Regions from separate parts of the Mus musculus genome. Here all the other regions are linked to region 1. A link is a loop called in an ENCODE intact Hi-C map of the cell type or tissue named here. Cell type or tissue: heart. All regions are shown on one strand.

What was found. A loop is a pair of places that touch in the nucleus more often than their neighbours do. Peaks named below come from ENCODE experiments on the same cell type or tissue, not always from the same donor. Only the 100,000 strongest peaks of a DNase experiment are listed, where the experiment ranks them.
Region 2: it touches region 1 in a loop (7-fold over the local background); 6 of 42 quality-filtered maps call a loop at or near these places.
Region 3: a loop joins it to region 1, with 3.0 times the contacts of the local background. A loop is called at or near these places in 3 of 42 quality-filtered maps.

The regions. Positions count from the first base shown.
Region 1 is chr9:20,381,416-20,389,415 of GRCm38, reverse strand. It overlaps Zfp560 (zinc finger protein 560), which reads left to right and starts at 4,258. Exons shown (of 7, transcript NM_001004190.3): 1 at 4,258-4,399. In heart, a CTCF peak has its summit at 4,170; a DNase peak (open chromatin) is centred at 4,255; H3K4me3 peaks cover 1,992 bases; H3K27ac peaks cover 1,098 bases.
Region 2 is chr9:20,455,799-20,463,798 of GRCm38, reverse strand. It overlaps Zfp26 (zinc finger protein 26), which reads left to right and starts at 3,639. Exons shown (of 10, transcript NM_011753.3): 1 at 3,639-3,854; 2 at 4,138-4,252. In heart, no CTCF peak of the experiment used is centred here; DNase peaks (open chromatin) are centred at 3,608 and 3,758; H3K4me3 peaks cover 2,160 bases; H3K27ac peaks cover 1,771 bases; H3K27me3 peaks cover 1,093 bases.
Region 3 is chr9:20,540,952-20,548,951 of GRCm38, reverse strand. No RefSeq gene overlaps it. Among named protein-coding and RNA genes, the nearest start is that of Zfp266, 24 kb to the right of the region's middle. In heart, CTCF peaks have their summits at 3,490 (motif pointing right) and 4,223; a DNase peak (open chromatin) is centred at 4,321; H3K4me3 peaks cover 2,036 bases; H3K27ac peaks cover 1,865 bases; H3K27me3 peaks cover 332 bases.

The DNA.
Region 1 (8,000 bases):
CCCTTCCTGGTTTCCCCTTCAGAAACCCTCATTCCATCCTCCATGCTCTATGAGGGTGCTCCCCAACCCACCCACCCACTCCTGCCTCACCACCCTAGCATTCCCCTATGCTGCAGCATAGGGGAATTGGTCTTCACAGGACCAAGAGTCTCTCCTCCCATTGATGCCAGATAAAGCCATCCTCTGCTATGTGTGCAGCTGTAAGACCCCAACTCAATGTGTCTCTTAGACCCCTAGAAACGAAGCCCAGCATGGAGTTCTTTGTTCTTTTGCCTTCATCCTGAGAGAATGTTGACCACTGGGTGACCCATTCAGGTGCCTGACCCATAGTGTAAGGGACCAAGAATATTTGCCAAAGATAGCCTGTAACCTTTCCGTGAGAGATGAGCTGTAATTCATCATCCCGATTCTTATGATGTTTACTCAGCTTCCCCATTCTTTGTGCTCTCTCTCCTCCCCTCGTATTGCGGTTTATTCTTTAAAAACCCTCGACTGCAACTGCTGGGGGTCGATCTCCTCTGCCCCGTGTGGGTTACGAGCTTGGCCTCAGCATGCTGATTCCTGAATAAACCTCATGTGATAGTGCATCAAGAACAGTTTCTCTCAAGTTATTGGGGCGTTGGCTCATCCCGGGACTTGAGCGAGGGTCTCCCCGAAATGGGGGTCTTTCACAGCTGGAGCCATGGGTCCCTCCATGTCTACTCTTTGGTTGGTAGTTTAGTCTGGGGGTACTGGTTGGTTGATCTTGTTTTTCCTATGGGGTTGCAAACCCCTTCAGCTCCTTCAGTCCTTCTCCTAACTCCTCCGTTGGGATCCCCATGATTAGTCCGATGGTTGGTGGTAAGCATACACATCTGTATTGGTCAGGCTCTGGCAGAGTCTCTCAGGAGACAGCTATATCAGGCTCCTGTAAACAAGCATTCCTTGGCATCAGCAATAGTGTCTGGGTTTGGTGGCTGCATCCCCAGGTGAAGCAGTTTCTGGATGGCCTTTCCTTCAGTTTCTGCTCCACTCTTTGTCCCTTTTTTTCCTTTAGACAATTCTGGGTTAAAAAAATTTTGAGATGGGTGGATGGTCCCTGCTCTCATCTAGTAATTATGCCTAACCTCTGGATATGGTCTCTACAGGTTATCTCTCCTCTTTGATATTTCCGATGTCATCCTCGTTGGGTCCTTATAGCTTTTTGCTTTCCTGGCTTCTGGGACTTTCTGGTGGCTAGCCCCAATTCCCCAACCCCCACTGAACCTCTGTTCAATTTTCTGATCCTCTGTACATCTCCCCAGTCTCCTCCCACACCTGATTCTGGCCCCTTTCCCCTCCCCCTCCTTTCTTCCTCCCAAGTCCCTCCCATCCTCTATCTCCCATTACTATTTTGTTCCCCCTTCTAAGTAGGACTGAAGCATCCACACTTTGGTTTTTCTTCTTGAGCTTCATATGGTCTTCGAGTTATATTGTGGGTATTCCAAGCTTTCTTCCTAATATCCACTTATCAGTGAGTACACACCGAGTGTGTTCTTTTGTGACCTCCTGCAATGTTTAACAAGCTATAGTTTATGGCTCTTCAGGGCGAGGTGTGGGTCTCATGAGTTGTGTGACCCTGTTCCTGAAGAGACATGAACATCTATTTATACCTGACAGGGAAGTGATGACATACCAAATCATAAATACCACCAAAGTACAAATTTGTGAACAAATGAGTTTTATTTGGGTCATTTACAAGAACATTGGTGAAGTGTTACTTATAGGAGTGGAAATAACTCCAAGATAGCTATCCCACCAAAGCCCACCCCAACATGGATGATGGCTCACAAATGCTGGGAACCTGGGGCATACTGCACAGCCTGCAGGCTGAGTAACAGGCTAAAGAATGTCCCTTCTAGGTAGGGTATCATAAGTCTCTTCTAGGCAGCATGGTTAATCTCTGTTTCTTCCAGGCTGCTCACCTGGCATGAGCCTCTTCTAGGCAGCCCAGCTTGAGATTATCTCTTAGTAGTCCTTACTGCTAATACACACTTGGAAAAGAAGGGACCTAGTGAATCTGATCTATTTCAGGAACTTCCTGATGCCCCTGAGTTGTTTACTTCCTGAGCTTAAGGAACTTCCCTGCAGGACAGAATATTTCACCTCTTAGTAAATAACCTGTGACTTAAAGAACTTTTCCTGTAGGACATCCTGTGTCTTTCCAGTTGATGTGCCCAGCCATTGCTCTTAGGAGCTCATGGGTGTTTTGGTCATGTCTAGAACACAGTGTTCACAATACTCCTTTCCATCCTCCAGTTTATATTCATTTAACCCTTGTTTCCTCGATGTTTCATGGGCCTTGGAAAGAAGGATACTGATTTCCTATTTAAGGCCGAGAACTGAAGAGTCGCTTATTCTTAGCACTTTGATCTATTATAAGTCTCTGCATTACCCACTGCCCACTGGGGGTGGTGAGTGAAAGGCCAGGGTTGAGAGGAGCATCAATATATGGGTACAAACATTTAGAAAGAAAAATTAACAAACAACAACATTTAGCAAAGCCAAAGTAGTAAGACACTCCCCTTCCCCAGAGTCTACAGTTTATTCTGAGTCTATTAGCAGGAACAAGAAGATAAACCTACTTTTTCAGGCTTTTCCTACTCATGTCCCCCCAAATTTTCATCTTTCTATTCTGCTTTAGTAAAGATCTAGGAACATACAGTCACTAGAAGAATGTAGTGACAGGAGAGACTGTAAGAGTTACAGTAATATTAAACATATAAAAGCCAGTTGGCAGAAAAAGACTTCCTCATGGAAGTCTTTTTATATAACATGTACAACATATATGAAGCATGCTCAAAAGAAGCCCTCACATACTTAGGAGTGGCAGGTACTATATAAATGTCATGATAAGGGTCATAAGGAACAGATTTCATTTTCTAGGCTCTTTGCTCTCTAGACCACTCCCATTCTCAAGAGTGCTCCTCACCCCCTTTAAGCCCTTTCCTTCCTTTCTTTCTCTTGTGTGTGACCCTATATTCCTGACTAGTTTGAAACTATTTATGTAGACTTGACTGGACTCAACTCACACTGTTTCCGACTCTTGCAAACTCTGAATTTAAAAAAGTGTGGGTCTCAAAAGAGTCCGGTCCCCAATGAAGGAGCTAGAGAAAGGACCCAAGGAGATGAAGGGGTTTCCAGCCCTATAGGAGGAATAACAATATGAACTAACCAGTACCCCCAGAGCTCCCAGGGACTAAACCACCAACCAAAGAGTACCCATGGTGGAACTCATGGCTCCAGCTGCATATGTAGCAGAGGATGGCCTAGTTGGTCAGCAATAGGAGGAGAGGCCCTTTGTCCTGTGAAGGTTCTATGCCCCAGTTTAGGGAATGCCAGGGCCAGGAAGCAGGTGTGGGTGGGTTGGTGAGCAGGGGGAGGGGAGAAAGGATAGGGGGTTTTCGGAGGGGAAAGCAAGAAAGGGGACATTTGAAATGTAAATAAAGTAAATATCTAATAAAAAAAGTGTGGGTCACTATGCCTGGTCCCAATTTTCTTTTAGTTATTATTTTGTATAATGTGGTTAAGAGTGCAGGTGCACGTGTGCCGGCCTGAGGACAACTTGTGGAAGTTCGGCTCGCTCATCGGGTCTTGAACTGAGGTTATCATCAGGCTTGGAGGCAAGCTTCTTTACTCTGTGAGCCATCTCATCCACCCTACTTTCCTTTTCGTAATAAACTGTCTTTACTTCGAAAGGCGTGTTTCTCGTCTAATTCTGTGACTAGAGACACAAGTACCTGGATACTTAAGTGGGTGCATTAAGGCTCACAAACCTAACAGGAGCAACACTGGGTGACGTGTGCGCTTTGACAGGTCTGTCCTGTGTCCACACGGGCACAACTCCAGTCGTTGGTCTGGTTGTCAGGCCAGCAGTCTCTAAATCGAGTTGGGGTAAAGCCACTCTTGGGGCAGGAATCGGTAACTGCCCTGCCTGAAGGGGCGTAAACTCAGGGTAAACTGAAGCGCCCGAAGCCGGAGGACACTTAAGTCGAAGAAAACAGCAGTGACATCAGCCGCCCTCCGCAGTCTCTTACGCTCCAGCCCTTGGTTGCAGAGTTCTTTTTCCATCTCTGTGGTCGTCAACTTGTATGAGACGCTGGCGACACTAAATAAATTCTTGCTCTGAACGTCTTCCAAACAGCCCGCGCAGTGGTCGGAACTGGTCCTGCAGCCCCAGGCCGGGAGCGGAAGTGCCGTTGGCGGTGTTACCTTCCGACTCTTCCGGCGCGAGCTCTAGGGTGTGAAGCTCCTTTGTTCCTCAGAGGCGGGGTCCGCCCCTCGGCGGCTGCACTTCCTCGGGCTGTGCGGGCCAGCGCGGCCGGAACCTCCGCTGCGCGCTTGGTTCTCTGTCTTTATTTTCAGGAATTGGCGAGTTCAGGTGAGTGCGAGGTGAAAGCTGTTGAGAGGGCTTTGCCACCTTGTATTTACAAACGCGTGTGTCGTCAGAAATACGGCATCCTCTTCGCACGTCCCTTATTTGTTTCCAACACTTAGTTACATTTGGGTAGAAAGCCATCTCTTTAGTTGTCGGTGTGCTTGTAAACGCGTGTGTACTGGAAAAACAAAAAACAACAAACAAAACCTTAAACCAGTATTCACTCATTGTAGCGGAATTTCTTAGGCCCTACCTACAGGATTCAAAACAAGGACCTGTAGGAGGAATGGGTGGAGACTATTGAAGTATTCGGGTTGATTTATTTCTGCAAAAAATGTTTGGGTGAGTTGTGTTGATGGAAAAAAAAAATAGCTCTGGCCTTAAAGGAAATAAAAGTTGATCCTGAACCAAATAATGACAATGACCAGAAAAATATGTGTTTCCCCAAAATAACATGTTCCATTGTGGAAGTGGTTACATGACTTATTAGTGTTTTTATTTATTTATTTATGGGTGTTTTATTTGGTCATTTCTTGTATATGTGGATAGTTGGTTATGGCAAAGCGACAAAATTCAGCCTATATTCTTGGGCAGCTTGTAGCAATTGGAGAAGCTTAATATTTAATAAAGGAAATAAATATGAGACTGCAAATTGATGAAGACTCAAAGTTGAGGGCTATATTTTTCCTGTCTTTGTATGGTAATAGGTAAAATAAAGAAAAAAATGGCGATTTAATCCAAAAATACTAGATGTTGGAGTTAGTGATGCTGAAGGGAGTGGGAAATAGTCATCTCTCCCTCTTCCTAAAGTATTAGCGAGTGTTGGGACTGCCTTTTTCAGTGTGTCACCTGAGTCTCTTTGGAGATCATTGTTCTTGTTTGTTAGGATTGACAGAGGCAGTATGATAATGAAAGAGAGAGGAGACCTCAGCAGAAGGAGGTTGTCCTTTCCTGGGAAGGTGGAGAGTGTGTGTCGAGGGGCTTGGGGTTTGAGAGGGCAGAAAAGAGACTGGAAATTTCATCTGTATGTTTGTTCTTTGTAGTCTTAGGACGGAGACATGCCAGTAGTTGCTTTATCATATGTTGAGTGTTTTTGTAAGGTTTTCCCTGGCTCCTGACTGCAGATCATGTTCTCTTCAGTGTTGGCTTTCTAGTCAGTATGCTGAGTCAGGAGTTTCTCAGCCCCTCTGATGCCCTTTACTTTAGATTATTAACTCGCCAGTGTAATGTTACACTCGTGTTCCTGAAGAAGTTGGGTCTCGCCGCAGCGCTCTTGCTTGCAATGATAGTGCTTGATGACAGTTCTGTTAGGTCACCTGGAAAATGAGTACTATTTCACTTTGGAGGTGGAAGCAAACTCTGCTGAGAAGCTATTGAAGTAGACACTACAGAATTTATTGGAGTTCAGTAATTACCAGATGTCGAATGTATGGAATCAGTAATTTCACGAGTATTGCTTCTAGGGGGCTAGGTGGTGGTACCAGCAAATCAAGGTTATAGTAAGATGTTAATAGATGCCCTTTAATATTTGGATTTCAGCAAGCAAAGTTGGCCACAGATGGAGAAACAATAGAGATAGATAATCACCCTCCTAGAATTGTTTTTAATATAAAATTTAACCCTAAGCTCCCTATTTTTGTGTATTGTCTCTCTTAGTTGTTTTAACTAGGGATCTATGCGACCATTTTATCAAGCCAACAAGTAGGAATATCTTTGATTTTATTTTACTGTCTCCTATATTAGAAGGTTTAAGGCCAAAATGGAATGCTTTTCTACAGTAAACACTATGACTGTGAGAAATCTAAGCAAGGATAAAGTTCAAGTAAAGCCTGTGTATTGTTTTCTTCTGTATTTATTCATTAGCTTGAGATGTTTCAATTTAGTGGGATTCCCCAGGCATAGCTTTAATCTAAAAGCAAGATTGACTGAACTCATGCATTTTTAACTGATATGTTTTAGCAAGAGCTAAATCATAAAGATACATCCCTGTCCCCTTAATCTGAATCAAGTGGCGATGTATATGACCTGGCATATAAAAGTACCATTTGAGGATTTAAATGAAGAACTTGAAATTGAGAACACTGTTGCTCTCAGTTTGTGTATATTTCAACTCCCTTTAGGTTGATGGTGTCTGTGTAGAGTGGGGGCTTATATAGGCCATTTAAGAACTTGTCTTGTTAAATACCAAGAAGAAAGAATTGTTGGTACCTGGAGATACATGCCATTGCTATTTATTTATAATATTTACTAACTGATTTTATTTACTATTTTTCTTGATACTTAGGGATTGCATATTTTTGTGTATGATGCACTATTTGAGCAGCATTTGTACAAGTGTAATGACCAGATGAGGATAGTTGGCTTGTCTGCAGCCTCAAACATGTTTCTTTTGTGTTAGGAACATTAGAAATCTTTTTTGTCTTTATTTGTAAGGATTTTATTTGTTTTTATTTTTGCATATGAGTGTTTTGCCTACATGTATGTATGAGCATCACATATATTCATGCTTCATTCTTCTCATTCTTTTTCCTTCTTCCTTTTTATTCTTTTGCCTTCTCTTGACAGAGAGCCTGAACCCAGTCTTTTATATACTGAAGCTACATCATCAAAGCTTTGACCATTGTTAACTTTAAAAAAAAATACTTAAATTTACATAATTTTTATGAATCCTGAATAATTAGTCCAAGTCCACGCTTCCTTAAAACAGAAACTAAACACAAAGTAAAGGCATATTTCCTTATAGTTTTTACCCAGCCTGTTCTTCATGGGTAGCTGCACACAGCTCTTGGAGTTTCCTGGTACAGCAGACAGCAGTCATTAGTAACTACTTTCCTTTTAAAGTTTCTTTTTAAATGTTTCTTCTTTTTATTCGTTTTTAAAAAATTGGATATTTACTTACATTTCAAATGTTATCCCCTTTCCTGGTTTCCCCTCTGGGGAAAACCCCCTTTCCCATCTCCCCTTACCTTGCTTCTATGAGAGTGCTCCCTCCCCCAACTTATTCCTCACCACCCTAGCATTCCTCTACATTGGGGCATTAAGCCTTCACAGAACCAAGGGCCTCTCCTCCCATTGATGCCAGATAAGGCCCCTTCAACTCCTTCAGTCCTTCCCCTAACTCCTCCATTTGAGTTTCCTGTGCTCAGTTGATGGTTAGCTGTGAGCATCCGCATCTGTATTGGTCAAGATCTGGTAGAGCCTCTCAGGAGACAGCTGTATCAGGCTCATGTCAGTACTTCTTGGCATCCACAATAGTGTCTGGGTTTGGTGTCTGCATGTGGGATGGATCACCATGTGGCACAGTCTCTGGATGGCCTTTTATTCAGTCTCTACTCCACTCTTTGTCCCAGTATTTCCTTTAGACAGGAGCAATTCTGGGTTAAAAATTTTGAGATGGGTGGGTGGCCCCATCCCTCAAGGGGTGTGTGTGTGCCTAACCTCTGGATATGGTCTTGACGGGTTCTCCCTCTCCTTTGTTGGGTATTTCAGCTAATGTCATCTCTGAGGGGTCCTGGGTGGCTCTTATTTTCCTGGCAGCTGGGGCTTTCTGGTTGCTACCCCCAGTTCCCCATCCCCCATTGCTACACACCTTTATTTAATTTCC
Region 2 (8,000 bases), 74 kb before region 1:
CTTCATGATTGCTGCTTTAGTGTAAAGAGACTTAACTTTTGAAGGGTTTGAATTTTTAAAGACTGAATCTTTTAAGGGTATACTATATTTTGTATTATGATAATAACATGAGATCTTGGGGGTAACAAGAAAAGGAAAGGTTATGGTTGAATAGTGATGTGTCTGTGTCAAGCTGACAAAGAATCAATTGTGCTGGTTAGTTTTTTGTAAGCATAATACAAAGTAATCATCTAGGAAGAGAAAATGTTAATTGAAAGATGCCGCCATCAGACTGGTATATGGAGATGTCTTTGAGGTATTTTCTTGATTAATGATTTGATGTGGTATCTCTAGACTACTGTGGGCGGTGCCACCCATGGGCAGGCGGCCCTTGTGCATGCCTATTATATTGTTGATTCCTCAGTAGTATAAGAAAGCAAGCTGAGTCAGTTAGGGAGAACAAGCTAGTGAGAAGTATTTCTCCATGGCATCTGCCTGACTCCAGGTTCCTGTCTTGGGTTTCTTCCTTGACTTCCCCTAATGATGGACTATGATTGGTATGTTTAAGTCAAATAAACTCTTTTCTCCCCAAATTAGCTTTGGTTGGTGTTTATCACATCAATAAAAAGTGAACCAGGACACACAGCAAATACAAGTAATTGAAAATACAAAGTAATCAAGGACTACAATAATTCATTATAATGTTCACACAGATAAGCCAAAGTAAAGGATCCTAAAGGCCTGTGGAAGAGAGAACTCCATGTTCATGAAAGTATCAAAGAATCGAGTATGAAAGAATCAAGGGAGCAGCTCTAGGAATACTGATGGAGCCAGAAAACCTTTCCTGAAGCTGAGGATGTATCTCAGTTTATAGAGTGCTTTCTTAACATGCACAAAGCCCCGTATTCCATTCCTTGCATAAAGTGTTCTGTGGTGGCTCACGCCTGGAATACCAGCACTCAGGTCCTGGGGGCAGGAGGAGCAGATGTCCACAGTCTTCCTGCATAGAGTTCCAGGCCTAAGAGTACTTTGCTGCTACCTTGTGGGGTGAGTTCTTATCCCTAGCCTTGACTTTCAGGTCTCTCTAGCTGTCCATACAATCTAGCTGTGCAGAGATTGTACCTGGTCCAACCTCCAGCCCCACTCTGGGGCATAGGTGCTGCCCACAGGCCTGGCTCTAAGCTCAAGTTTCTTTCTTTACATGATTGACAGGTTGTAACCCAATCTTCATAGGAGAAAACTAGACTTTTTGTGCCTGACTGAGTTCAACATTGCTAATTCCTCAGGCACTATCTTGGAAGTTTTTCTGTAGTCATGTGAGGCCTAGCTCTTAACATGGGTTTCCTTTTTGCCCTTCTCAGTGGGAGGGCAGACTTCCATGTTTTCCATATGTTGCCACCACATAGAGGAATGAGTGTCAGAGCTCAGGTTTGGCTTATGCTGCTGTAGGACCTTAAACCCAGCACACTCTTTATCTCTGGTTACTAGTCTACAGGATTTACTGAGCTGGGAAAGCTCATGTATAAACCCTTAAAAATACATTAGAACTGATGGGTATGGTGGCTCAATACTAATTCCAGTACTAGGGAGATAGAGATAGGCAGAGTTCTGTGTGTTCCAAGGCCTCAAGCTCAGCCTGCTTTACATAGAGAGACTCTGTCCCAACAACAACAACAACAAACAAACAAACATGGGAGGGAGAAGAAGGTACTTTTCTGTGAGTTTGAAGTCAGCTTCCTTTACATAGTGAACTCCCAGGACAGCCAGAGCTACATAATAGAGAGACCCTGCCTCAAACAGCCTCCCCAACTAAGAGAGAGAGAGAGAGAGAGAGAGAGAGAGAGAGAGAGAGAGAGAGAGAGAGAGAGAGAGAACATAAAAACTAAGACTTGTAAACTTGTAAGTATGTTGCCAAGCTTAATGATCTGGGTTTGATTCTCAAGACCCACGTAGTGAAAGGAGAGAATCGATGCCTGTAAGTTATTCTCTGACCTCCATAGTGTACCAAGGCACATGTGTCCATGAACACACAAAACATAGAAATGCAATAAAAGCTAAAAAGTATTTAGCAAGGTTTCCTGCAAAATCCCTAGTAAAAAAAAGGCCAAATGCATTTGCATATTTCCAACTGAAGTAAGCTGCTGGGTGGGCCACCTCTAGACTAAGAATGGCACAGAGTTCAACTGTGACTTACAGATGTTCCATCGTGGGCATCAGTGAGCAAATCCTGCAAGGGCCCCAGGTCTTATTTCAGATACTCAGGGCTAGCATCCAAGGCTAGCTCATTGTCACAACTCACCAAGACATTCAAAACCAATCTCAGGATATCTGTCTGCCAACAATTAAAGGTGGTGACAGACAGGCTAAGTCACAGAACACACACACACACACACATGCACACACACACAGAGGAAAGGAATACTGCATGGCCACTTTCATTCCTGGAGCAAACATAATATGAAGGTATAAAGCTCTTCTAGAGGGCCAGGGCTCATGCACACACACACACAGACACACACACACACACACACACACACACACACACACCCCTTTGTTTTTGTTGTTGGTCTCCTCCTCTTTCTTCTCTTCTTCCACAGGGTATCTCTATATACCAGCCCCTGGCTGTCCTAGAATTCACTTTGTAGAGTTGGCTAGCCTCAAAATCACAGATATTCGCTGGCTTCTGCCTCCTTAGTGCTAGATCAGTAGAGGACACAAAGTTTTATAGGAAAGAGATAGTACACAATCACAAGATACTGGTGTGGGCTTCTATAGGGCATCCCATTTAAGTATATCTTCAATGCATACACACACACACACACACACACACACACATATAAAATCTTGTGACTTTCTAAGTTATATTTCTCAAAGGATATAATTTATAAGGTTTAAAGATTAAGCATAGCTTAAAATTTAAATAACATTTAAAATTAAGTACAATATATTAACTTAATTTTTACTCTTACTGTTTACTCTTAATGAATATGTTTGTAAATGAAATTGTAAGATGGTTTTGTGAAGTACATTGTTCAGATTTAGGGTTGAGAGGAATGCTAATATAGTAAAATTCAAGACTATTGACATTTTGGCCCTAAGTAAGTAGAATTTGTCGCCTTACTATTTTCATTTTGTTTTGAGATGAGTTTTCACTTTGCAGTCCTGGCTGGCTTGAAACTTATTTTGTGGATCTAGCAGTCCTCGAATCAAGAAGATTGCCTGTCTCTGCCTCTGCGTGCTGTGATTGCAGGGGTGTGCTGCCATGCACTGATATTTGCTTTTAACATCTTATTTGAGATATCTTTATGAAAACACACATTTTTTCCCTCTGTATATGCAATTTTTGGCTGTATCAGTTGTGTTCACATTTTAAATTTTTCATCAGAAAGTCTCAGGGTGTGAGGCTTTCTTTTTTCATGTCCTCTTCATTTTCCCCATCTTTCTAGCTCGTTTCACTACCAACGATTAGAATTTAGCATGGTATCCAGAGAGTAAAGACTGAAGTGGTTAAATGGAAGCTATAGGCTGGTTCACAGACCTGGCAGTGCATCTGCCCAGGAAGTACAGGAACCAAGAGGAGGTAGGGAAGGAAAGGTTTGTGAGCCTCCTGAGACCCCGTACTTCCCGGTGTGTGTTTAACTTTGCACTGGGATTGGCCAATCGAGAAGGCCGTTCTCGCTCAGAAATCTTGTTCAAACTTCAATTTCATTCTTTGACTGGGCTTTTAACCTCCGCTTCAGAATCAATCGGCATCCAATTCCGGGGAACCGAAATTTCAATTCCGGAAGGACTCGGACACGGTAAACGGAAGTGAACCGCAGCTCGCCTCCGTCTCTTCCGGTGTGGCTTCGTGCGGCCCCCTTCTCTTTTTCTCGGTAGTAGCAGGCCGGCTGGGCGGGTTCTGGTGAGGCTAGGTAAGGGGATGGGCGGTGGCGGAGGTGGGGAGTGAGGCCTGGGTGTGGCCTCCATGGCGACTCCGCTGGTTCCCAGGCCGCGAGTCTCGCCCCGTTGCTTCTCAGAGGCTAGGGCCCTGCACTTCTCAGGTCCCGGCCGGGGGCCATTTCATCGGAACGATATTTGAGCTCCCCGTGCCTTCGAATGTAGCCCTTGCTGCCTCGAACGCCTTTAAGGTAATCGTACAAAATTTTTGCCTTCCAGAAAGAAGGATTTCGGCCGTTGGAATCTGTCTTCGCGCCCCATCGCTCCAGGAACCTGGCCATCCCGCTTCATTGTGAGCAGTGGGTGGAATTTGATGGAGCAGGAAAGTCCCAGGGTGAGGAGCTTCTGTCCGTTCTCATTTCCTCCACAGTCTCTCTCACTATCAACTATTAGAATTTAGTTGCTTTCGTGGAAACCGATGCATTTCATTAGTTCTTTCTGTTTCTCTCTCTCTCTCCCTCCCTTCTTCCCTCCATCCCTCTCTTGCACTCTCCCTTTCTCCTCTCCCCTCTCTCTCTCTCCCCCAAACCTCATGCATCCATTTTGAGAAAGTGTTAAATGCTCAGGCCATGCATATTTATCTGTTTGCAGACCACAAACCATCCCTTACCCCTTCCCTTCATCCCAACAATAAAGTATTAACAAGGGAAAAATAGGGAGTTTGGCACTCAAGGGATGGCTCATGAAAAACTGAAACTTGGGACTGGAGAGATGGATTAGTGATTAAGAGACCACATGTCATTTCTAGAGGATCAGATTTTAGTTCCCAGCACCCATGTTAGTGGCGTGTAACAGCCTGTAATTCCAGCTATCTGGGAATGGGGAGACCAGAGTCTCTAGGCACTTGCAGTCATGTGCGCCCCCCCCCCCTTAAATAAATAATAGAACTCTGTTAAGGAATGGGTGAGGCTTTATTTGATATGTTATTTCTCCACTGGTGAAATGAGCCAATTCAAGCCAGATTAGAATATTAGAGCAGGTTTATTGGGACGCTGCTCTCTGGTGAGTACATTGGCCCCAAGGATAGAGGCCGGGGAAGTCATTGTGTGGAGTGGGGATTGGGGGGTGGGCAGGAGAAAAGGCATCTGTGGGCAGAGAAAGAAAGTGGGGGGGGGGGGGAGGGAAGGAGAGAGAGAGAGAAAGAGAGAAAGAAAACACAAGAAAGGGGAGACCAAAGTGTTTGGTTTATATAGGGAAGAGCCTTTGTGGGAAGGGCAGCCCAGTCCCTGGCCTGGAAAGTTCAGGGTTGGGCAGGGAATGCCAGGTAGGAACTGAGGGATTCTGGGAGAACCTGGAGGCCAGGTCTGCTTTGGTGTGTATGATATGTACCTCAGTCCCTTGTCTCCGTCTGAAGCCAAACAGTATTTTTCTAAAGTCGTATGATATTTGAACATAATGCTTTTCTCCTGGTTGGGTAGCATGTTTCAGGAAAACTTAAAATTTTTACCTTTTGTTTAATTGCAGGAAAAAATGGGTTTCATTATATGTTCATGCATGCACATTGTATATTTCGATCGTGTACTCTGTTGCCTCTTCTTATCTTCCCTTTTGTCAGATACTCCCTCATATAGGTTTATTGGGGCTGGAGAGAGATGGCTCTGCTTTTAGAGCGCTTGTTGCTCTTGCAGATGACCTGGGTTTATAAGATGGCTCACAACCCTCTGTAATTCCAGTTCCACAGGATTGGACACCCTCTTTTGGCCTCTAGGGCCATCAGCCTCTCAGGTGGGCACATATATACATGCAGGCAAAACATTAGGAAATATATTTTTAAAAAGACGTATGTATGCATGCATGCCTTTCCTTAGAGGCCAGAATGGCGTGGTCACCTGAAGCTGGACTTAGAGGTAGTTTTGAGTCACCCGTTGTTGGTGCTGGAAACTACTCTGTTTTTCTGTAAACACAGCAATCACTTTGCCAGGCTCTACTTTTAAAATTCTTTTATTGCTATGTTTTAAACAAATTTGTATGTATGGGGTATTTTGTCTGAGTATAGGCCTGTACACCCTCTGAGTAGAGTTTCCTTGGAGGCAAGAAGAGGGTATAATATCCCCTGTAACTGAAGTTACAGATTGTCATGAGCTGCTATGTGGATGCTAGAAATTGAATCCTGGTCCTTTGAGAGAACAGCCAGTGCTATTAATTTCTGAACCATCTTTCCATCTCCATTATGACTATTTTATTTATTCATTTTTGAGACAAGGTCTGTAGTCTAGGCTAGCCTGGTCCTCACTGTGTAGCCCAGGGTGTCTTTAGTGCAGTCCTGTTTCAGCCTCCCTAGTGCTACGATTACCTGCATGCGTGAACCACCATGTCTGGCCTTTAAAAAGAAAAATCTAGATTTCATTAGTGAAAACATAGATTTGTTGGGTTACTTGCTTAATGTGATCTCTTTCTATCCATGTACCAAGCTCAACCATTGTAAGATGAGCATATGTGAAACTTTGTGAACTTTAAGATCCAACTCCTATGGCTACATCTTACTAAAGTCACAGCAGTGACTGAGTCTGAGCCTGAGGAAGATGATAGCTTGAATCCTTGAGATCCGGGCTAGCTGGGACAACAGAATGAAATGCCTCCAACAAGAAAAACTGTCAAATTAATGGGAACAAAAATGTTAATGTATGGCTGAGAAAGCCTAGATTCATTGAATCACAGTGGAGTGGAGCACACTTGCTATAGGCTGTAAGAATTGGGATGGTAGTAGGCCAACACTGAACAAGACACCGTCTGGTGCTCATACTGATCCTAAGCAGTGGAAAGAACAGGAAGGGAAATTAGGTCCTAAGCTGTTTGGTCTTTCTCATTGTGCACTCCAGGGTTTGGAGTAGATTGTTGATCCTAAGCAGTGGAAAGAACAGGAAGGGAAATTAGGTCCTAAGCTGTTTGGTCTTTCTCATTGTGCACTCCAGGGTTTGGAGTAGATTGTTGATGACAATCGAGAAACTTACTAGCAATCTGATGGCTGTCAGCCCTATTTAGTGAACATGTAATTCAGTGAAGATGCCTGTATTTATGTAGAATACAAGTCTGTTGAAAGTTACACTTCAAGTAAAGTCTCAATCAGAGTAGAAAATAATTTTCACAACTTTCAAGAAACCCTACTTCACATTTTGGGAGTCAGGTACTTAGCTCATTATAGATAAACCAGCTGGGGACCAAGTACCTAACTATGTGAGTCTATGGGGGATATTCTCATTTAAATGAGAATATCCACTACATTAAATGAGAATATCCACTACATGGAGGGAGCATGTTGTACACTCACAAACTTTACTTACGTGTTGAAATCCAAAGGGACTTAGTTTTAGAGGCATGTTCGGACCATCTTGTGCTTCCTCTTTCCCTTCCTTTGGTAGATGTCAGGGTGCTAGAGGAGAGCATCTCTTACCAGCAACTGTGGCTGCTTCAGGAATGAATCGAGAGACTATAATGGGATTTCTTGAGACACACGGATGGCTGTGCTGAGTACCATGTGCGATACACCCGTGGAATGTTTTAACTTTTCATCCCTAGCCAGAATGTCTCTAGTAAAGTAAAGGGTAAGGACCTAACCAGAAATACATACCTGGCAAAAGTTGAAGCAATCATTTCAGTACTTATTGCTCTGAGCAACAAATTCTGAGATCTTCCAAGTCATTAATAAATTACTGAACCATTGCCTAAGAGTTTCCCTGTTTCCTCCTAGATTTCCCACCACTCCACCCCTTTCTCTCTTTAGAAAGCAAAAGGACCAATAAACAAACCAAAATAATGCAGAGCCAGAGCAAAACAAAAGGCGCGGAAAGCACCTGTACGCCCACAGAGGCTGCACACCCAGATGGGTGGCTTCCTGATGGCCCATTACCTTTTAGTTCTGTAATAGGAACCCTGGGTCAGTCTTTCCTCACTCTGTAGCTGCTCCCTGCCAGAAGCTTTTCAGTTTCATGAAGCCCCATTTATTGTTAGTCTCAGTGACTGTAATAGCAGTGTCCTATTCAGAAAGTCTTTTCTTGTCTCAATGAGGTAAAGCCTATTCTCTCTTATTATTCCTTATTATTTCTAATAATGAAAGTTCTTCTATTACAATCAACGTATCTGGC
Region 3 (8,000 bases), 160 kb before region 1:
TGCTTACATGGAGAGGCTAGAAGATGGTTTCAGTGTCTTCCTTAGTTACTCTACCTTTTAAAGACTTAGTTTTCTTGTTTTAAATTATGTGTCTGGGCACGAGTGCCTGGGGAGACCAGAGGATATTGGATTCCCTGAAGCTGGAGCTACAGGTGGTTGTGAGCCACCAACACAGGTGCTGGGAACTGAAGCCAGGCCCTCTGGAAGAGCGCTACCTGCAGCCGGGTGGTGGTGGCGCACACCTTTAATCTCAGCACTTGAGAGGCAGAGGCAGAGGCAGAGGCAGAGGCAGAGGCAGGTGGATTTCTGAATTCCGAGGCCAGCCTGGTCTACAAAGTGAGTTCCAGGACAGCCAGGGCTATACAGAGAAACCCTGTCTCGAAAACAAAACAAAACAAAACAAAACAAAACAAAACAAAACCAAACCAAACCAAACCAAACCAAACCAAACCAAACCAAACCAAACCAAAACCAAAAATGGCATCAGCAGCAGTGGGGAGCGCCCAGGGTGATACTGAGTGGAACGTGGGAGGAGTGGGGTACTCTTTCCAGTGGAGATGGGTGTCTACTGCCGTGCTTGGGAGAACCAATGGCTTACATGGAAATGTGAGGCTCTACCCTGTAAATACATGAAAGCATTTGGGCAGGGGCTGGTAAAACCAACAAAACAGAAAGTTACTTTTTGCTGTTGTTTTTTAATGAAGGTATAAGCTCAAACAGACTCCTTGTCAGAAAAAAAACAGCCACCTGGCCCAGTGAATAATTTCTGTAAAGCAGATTAGGAAATCGTATATCCTCAATCTGCCCTGTACTCCATGAGATGAAGGAAAGATGGAAAACTTACAAGACAGGTTAAGCCTTGAAGATGTGGAGCAGCACCGAGACCTAGAGGTTCATTTGTTAGACTGGAATTTTTGAGACAGTGTCATGTAGCCAAGGCTGTCCTCAAACGTGGTGTGTGACTAAGGCTGATCTTGAAACTCCTGATCCTTCTGCCTCACCTCCCAAGCGCTGGGATTCTTGTCATGTACCGCCATAACAATTACCCAGCACTAGGGATGGAACCCGGAGCTTTGTGCATGGGGCAAGCACTCTAATCAACTGAGCCCCTGTTCTAGCCCCTCGGCCGGAACTTTAAGTTGCTTGAAGAGTTTGTTGTATCAGCAAAACTATGTTGAATTTATGAGGACGTGAAAGTCTCATCGACATCTTTTGCATAAACCTAGAATTATATGCATTTGGAAAGTGAACATGCACTGGTATTCTCAGTCCAAAGGCAAAAAAAAAAAAAAAAAAAAAAAAAATGCCTAGCTAGGAGAGATGGCTCAGCAGGCAAAAGGGACTTGCCATCAAGCCTGGTTATCTGACTTCAATCCCTAGAACCTCCACGGGGAAAGGAGAAACTAACTTATCCTTTGACCTCCATACAAGTGCTTTAGTACATGCATGTCTACACACACACACACTAAATAAATGTAGAAACAAAAATATCTGACAGGACCTGGTCACACAACCACTATACTCTGGCCTCAGCAGAAATAAAAGATATGTTTTTTTGTTGGGGTACTAGGGTTCTAACATGGGGTCCTGTACATACTAAGCATGCATTCTACATGTAAGCTATGTCCCCAGCCTGACGTGACCTTGACAATTGTTTTAGCCTCTGTGAGTCAAGAGAACCTCAGCATTCCTTCTGAATGAGACAATTTTTAGACAAGGACCAACAGTTTGTGTTGTAACATTGCAAGGTGTCCAGGATCTTACTCTACAGCCTGGGCTAGCTTAGAATTTACTATGTATCATGGGCTCGTCTTAAATTTGAAACAACCCTCCACAGCCTCAGGGCTAAGATTAAGGCCTGAGCCACCACATCTAGCTTGGTTTTGTTTATGCAGTGCTAAGGATGCAGCCTGAGGCCTCACACATGCTAGGCTAGCACTCAACTGGGTCCAGCCTGGACCCTAGGTTTTATAGGAACACCCTAGCTATTTTGGTGGGGTTTTCATAAGCAACGTGTTATGAACCAAGTGGTCCCCCACACAGCCTGCCTTCGGCAACTTTGTGCGAGCCATGTCATCACCAGCAGCCAAATGGAATACATGTCCTCCTTTAAAGGTCCCTGACATCACTGCCTGCTTTGTTTCTCACTCTGTTTTTGTCTCCCTCTTTTTCTTCCTCACTTAATTAGAGGCAACCTTTGTACACCACCCTCCATTAGTGAGATCTGTTGTGTGGTGTGATCTCTGCAACATTCCTTGGCCCCAATCCACCAAGGTATTCTTCCTTCCACAGCAAAGCCCTAACACAAAGTATAATTAGCAGATGAGTATGGAGGATCACTGGCTCAGGGTCTGTGAGATACTCTATGCCCTAGACATTCTGGTGTGTAGCCAGCAATTATAGTTTTAAGGCTCATGGTAAAAGGCTGAGAGGCATGAGAGCTGGGGATTTGGCCCAGTTAGTAGAGTACTTGGCTAGCATGCAGTAGGCCCTGGCTTCCATCCCATTGCATAAAACCAGACTGGTGATACATGCCTATAATCCCGGCATTCAGGAGGTCAAGGCAGGAAGATCATGAGTACAAGGTCATCCTTGGCTACACAGTTTGAAATCAGGTTGGAATACATGTGTCACTGTTTCAAAAGAGGGTGCTGTTTCTTCCATCAAGAGTATATAAATAGATATGAACCCCAAACTCCAGGAAGCATGGGACTACTGAAGCCATTACCATGATGGAGTCTCTGGAGGTGGTAATGGGAGGACATGTTGTGTATGATTCCCATGTGTGGAGATGAGAGAATCATTTGAAGCCGTTGATTCCATCCTCCCATCATGTCCTAGGAGTTTAACTCAGGCTGAGCTGTCCCAGCAGCCCCGCACACGTAGGACTTTAGTGTTCAACACTTTAAAAGAGGATGCCATCGATGTATTATACTTGTCAAGATTCTGTCTGTAAGAAGACCAAGTTGAGGTAGTCACAGTGGTGTGGAAAAGGTATACTGTGGGCAACCTGCTGCTGAGAGGAAGTGGAGAGAGTCTACACTGAACATGCAAATCTTTAACAGAAGAATAATGGTGCCATGGTAATTATTGTGTGGGGTTTCACTTCACGAGAATATATACCTAGAAGTAGATTTGCTGGGTCATATGGTAAGTATACATTATGAACAGGGTTTTTTTGTGTGTGTGTGTAACAGTCCTGGCTGTCTTGAAACTATGTAGACCAGGGTGGCTTCAAACTCAGGATCTGCCTGCCTTGTGCCACCATCGCTGGGCGACTGTACCCCTTCTCATGCTGTGAGCCGGTCTTTCTTACCTTAAGTTGGTTCTTTCACTTTGTCAGAGCAAGGAGAAAATAACGAATATACCCAATATTTTGTAATCAGTGTGAATAACAAATCCTTAAGTGCTTCCCTCTCTTGCTGTTATGTTCAAACAACAAACTGGCCATTATCCATTTAAAATTACTTCTCTCCATTGATTCTTACCCCAAGGTGGCAGTATTATGCTGGTTTGATGGTCATTGTTTCCCTACTACTGAATGTGGACTGACTGCCCTCAGAATCACAATGCAGCAGGTATGGTGACGTTCGCCTTTAATATCAGCACTGGTTAAGGCTGAGAGAGGAGGATCATGAGCCTGGGCTACCAAGGATTCGGTTTAAAAAAAAAAAAAAAAAAAGAAAAAGAAGGGTTGCCCGACTCTCTGAAATTATCTTTCTACCCAGCGCTTGCCTAAAATCGGATCGCCAGACACCTGCAGCCACTTAAGAAGGGCCTCAACTAAACGTATGCTGTCAGGTTAATTTTTTTTCTTCTGGAAAAAAAAATCAGAAAGTTCTCTAGGGGATTTTGAAGAGGGGACGAGACAAACGAAGACAGACCAGAGCCAGGCATGGAGGCTACGCCTAGTAATCCCAGAACATCAGGGTTACTGCGCCAGGAGGATAGAAGTTCGAGACCACCCTTGCCTACATTGTGAGCTGTTGTCTCAAAATGTTTACAAAAGAAAAATACCGCAAAAGCCACCCCGGGGACGCTGTGTCCCGACAGGATACTTCCTGCCGACCCAGGAGCGCTGGCTTCTCCGGCTCCTCCTCCAGGCAAACCCTCCAAGCCACTAAAACCGCTCCAGCCACGAAAGACCAACTCAGGGCCTTCACCAATTTGTTCTTTGACAAAAGGGGATGGCGGCGGAAGAGAAGACTGCATTATGGTGTCACTTCCGGGGCAGCCTCAGGCGGGGCGCGAGAGCTCAGGCCCAGCGGCCGCCGGTACAAAGCGCTTCGCGACGAGGCTGCCAAGCACGCACCCGCCTAGAGCGCCGACTTTATTGTCTGGCTGGAACAGCGGGGGCGGGGCATCCTTCCTGGGGGCGGGGCATCCCTCCTGGGGGAGGGGCCTCTATCTCAGGGTTGGGACCTCGTACTCTGGGGCTGGGCTACCTATTCTTGGGGTCGAGCCGCTACCCAGGCTGCGGGACCAAGGTTCTCAGCTCAAGAGTGGGGTCGCTACTACTCGCACAGAGGCCGGGTCTGGGAACCCAACAGCCGGGGTTGAGTACCAGAATCCTACTCTGGAGCGGGTCTTCGACCCAGAGGGGAGCCCACACGTCCAAGTTCGGTCTGGAGGTGGGGCCCGGGTCGAGTGCGTGGTGTGCACAGCGGGATAGACCTGAAGAACAGGGTTTCACGTAGGGACTTGCCCCACCTGATGCTCAGAAAAGCCTGCGAGTCTGCCGTCTAGCTTTTCACTAAAGCAGTCCAACCTACGCAGACTGGTCAGGAGTCACGTAATGAGAATTGTGCTAAATGCACAGGGGCGCAGAAACTGAGATCAGACTGGCAAGCAGAACAGGACTGGCCTCTGCTGTAATCCTAGTATCCAGGGTGTGGCTCTTTTGTTGAGCCTCTGTGTACCACGTTTGAAGTCCTGGATTCTAACCACAGCACAGCAAGTGAGAACAAACAAAACAATAATACAACAACACAACTTTAAAAGCTCTGGGACTTCCTGTGATGGAGGAGGGGTGCCACTAAGAAATCTATTCCTTGCTTGCTGTATCCTTTTCCTTTTCTTCCTCCTCTTCCTCTCCTCCTGTTCCTACTCCTCCCCCTCTCCTTTTTTAAAGTTGGCGATGTGGATCAAACCCAGGGCCACCTTGGACCTGAGCGCCTGAGATCGATCCTTAGAAACTATGTAAAACCAAAAGCCCGGTGCACATTTGTAACCCCAATGCTGGGATAGAGAGGAAAGATCAGTCCCGGGGACTTACTGGCCAGCCACCCTAGCCAACTTGCTGAATTCCAGGGCAGGGAGAATTGTAAACACACCTCAACCGGTTGCAGTGTATGGTTTGTTTGTTTTGTTTTGTTTTTTGTTTTAACTCCTCTGGGGCTGGGCTCTGTTTGTTGCACAGTGGGAGTCTGAAATTGTAGTCCAGGCCCCCAGCTTTTTGGTTTTCTTGAGTGTAGGCATTTGGAGTCGGGAGCGTTGCAGGTATGGCTTGGGCAGAATCCCTTTCAAATTTATTTTTGAGACAGGATCTCTTTCTTAAATTTCTATTACAAATTCATTTAACGTATGCGGTGTGTGTGTATGTGTGTGTGTAAGGACATCTTGCAGGAATCAATTTGACCATATAGGCTCCAGGAACAGAACTCAGGTCCAACGGCTGGCAGCAGAGACATCTTGTGGGTGTTTTGTTTTTTTGAACTAATTTTGAAAAACAAAATTTTCAGTAATTTGAGCATGTGTATAGTCTAAAGAATAAAATTCAAGATCATCAATGAGGAATGGGAGCTGAGTATGGGAGATACATGCCTGTAATGTTAGCGCTCTGGAGGCAGAGGTGGCAGATTCAGGAGTTCAAGGCCATCCTCTACTACATAGCAGTTTGAGACCAAACTGGGCTTCATGAGACCCTGTGTCAGAGAGAGAGGGAGAGAGAGGTTCTTGTGGAAAAAGTCCAAATTTTCTTCCGCAGAAAAATAGGAAAAATTAAATTATGCTATCCTTGCTGAATGAAATAGCTTTGAAAGCAGTAGCGTGCAGATTGTGTACAAAGTTAGTTTAAAAATCCTGTCGGTTGAGCTGAGGTGTGGTCCAGGCTCAGAGCAAACTAAAGTCACTTGTTGGCTCGGGCACTTTCTCCCTTCCTTCTTCTCACTCCCCTCATCATCCCACCTCCTCTTTCCCTCCCTTTTTAACTCACCCTCCCAATCATTTTCTTTCCTGCGCTATATGGATCCAACCTTTGACCGCCTGCATCCTGGGGACGTGCCCTGGGATTAGTATGCCCCCCACCCCACCCATCACTAACGTCCTTGCTTGAGGTTCAAACAGTGAAGGATGCCCTCCTAGTACCCCTCAGTGTGTTAGAAAAACAGATGTATTTTTCCAGCTGTAAAGATGCCTTAGTGAGTAAGAGCATTTCCTGCTCTTGCAAACAACCCAGGTTTGATTCACAGCACCCACATAGTGGCTCAAAGCCATCCGTAACCCCAGTTCCAGAAGATGGCCTTCAGTGGCAGTAGGCATGCAGGTGGTGCCCAGACGTACATGCAGGAAAAACATAACACATAAAATTACAAAATTTAAAAGAGGTCACACTGTGCCCAGCTCAGGGGTAGCTCCTGGAGGTTTGGTTCTTTTCTTGAACTCCTTCATATGAGCAATCCACCCTCTTCTCCTGTAACTAACGAAGTCCAAGGCTCTGCAGTTGGGAAAGGAGGGACTCCAGCAGGTTGGCTCACTCAGGGCTTTTGGGAAACAAACCAGTGAGGGTCTTCACTAGCGGATACTGGGTTGGGAGCAAGGAAAAGGGAAGAATATGGCCTGGGGAGTGTGAGCAGCTGGCTTGCTGTGGCCGGCCAGTGCATAGCAAGTTTGGCATGGGTGGGTTTTGTTTGTTTAGTTTTGTTTAGTTTAGTTTAGTTTTGTTTTGTTTTGTTTTGTTTCTACATGTTCTACAAGTCCTGAATTTCTGAGAGTCCAGTCATAAAGGCAATGTGGGGTGAGGAGCATGGGTTAAGAACTGAGCACAGCTGAGCACTCCCATCAGCTACTCCTTTGGGAGCCAGCTTAGAGAGGGCGGAGGCAGGGCCTTCCCACTTCCAAGTTTTGACCTTCTAGAGTAGCTGAATCCTGGGAGCACATGTCAATCCCACTGATACCAAACCCTTAGTGACCTGACTTTGGGCAGAGTGGAGGGAAGAGAGTGAAGTAGACCAAGGAGTTTTACAAAAACCTAAAACTATTAAAACTTCCTGGACTCACAAGATTGCTCAGTGCATTGCCATGAAACCTGACAGCCTGAGTTTGATCCCCCTACATGGTGGAGGAAGAGCACCAATTCATAAAAGTTTCCCTCTGTGCTCCACACATGCTCCCTTCATAAGTAAATACATTAAATTTAAAAAATTCTAATTGGGCTGTAGAGATGGCTCAGGGTTAAAGACTCTTGCAAAGCATTCAAGTTCAATTCCCAGCACCCACGTAGAACAGCTCAAAACTGTAACTCTAGCAGCTCTAGAGGGATCCTCCAGCCCCTGATGGCTCTGTGTTCTCATGCACAAACTGGCATACAGACATATCCATAATTTAAAAATAAAATATCTTTTAACATTCTGAAGAAGTGGTTTCCAGCCTCTTGTCTCCACACGGATCCAGCCCCATCTCGACAGTATGCAGCCCAGAGAGGGAGCTGTTAGCACAATCAAAAGCCAAGATAGTTATATTTCAAGGCTGACCCCTAGACAAGGCCCCTCTAACATTGGTTTACTTCTTTGTTAGGAATATCTGAGCTCTTGGGGGAGTGAATGGCAGTTTCACTGTAAGGGAAAGAGTCAGGAGAACTCTTGGCTGGAGCCAGAGGTCTGGGGTAGAGTCCCAGAGGGCCTCATTCCTGGAGTCATGATCTGTTTTGTGGGGTTTTGTTCGTTTTTGAGACAGAGTCTCACTATGTAACTCTGGCTGACCTGGAACTTGCAAAGATCTGC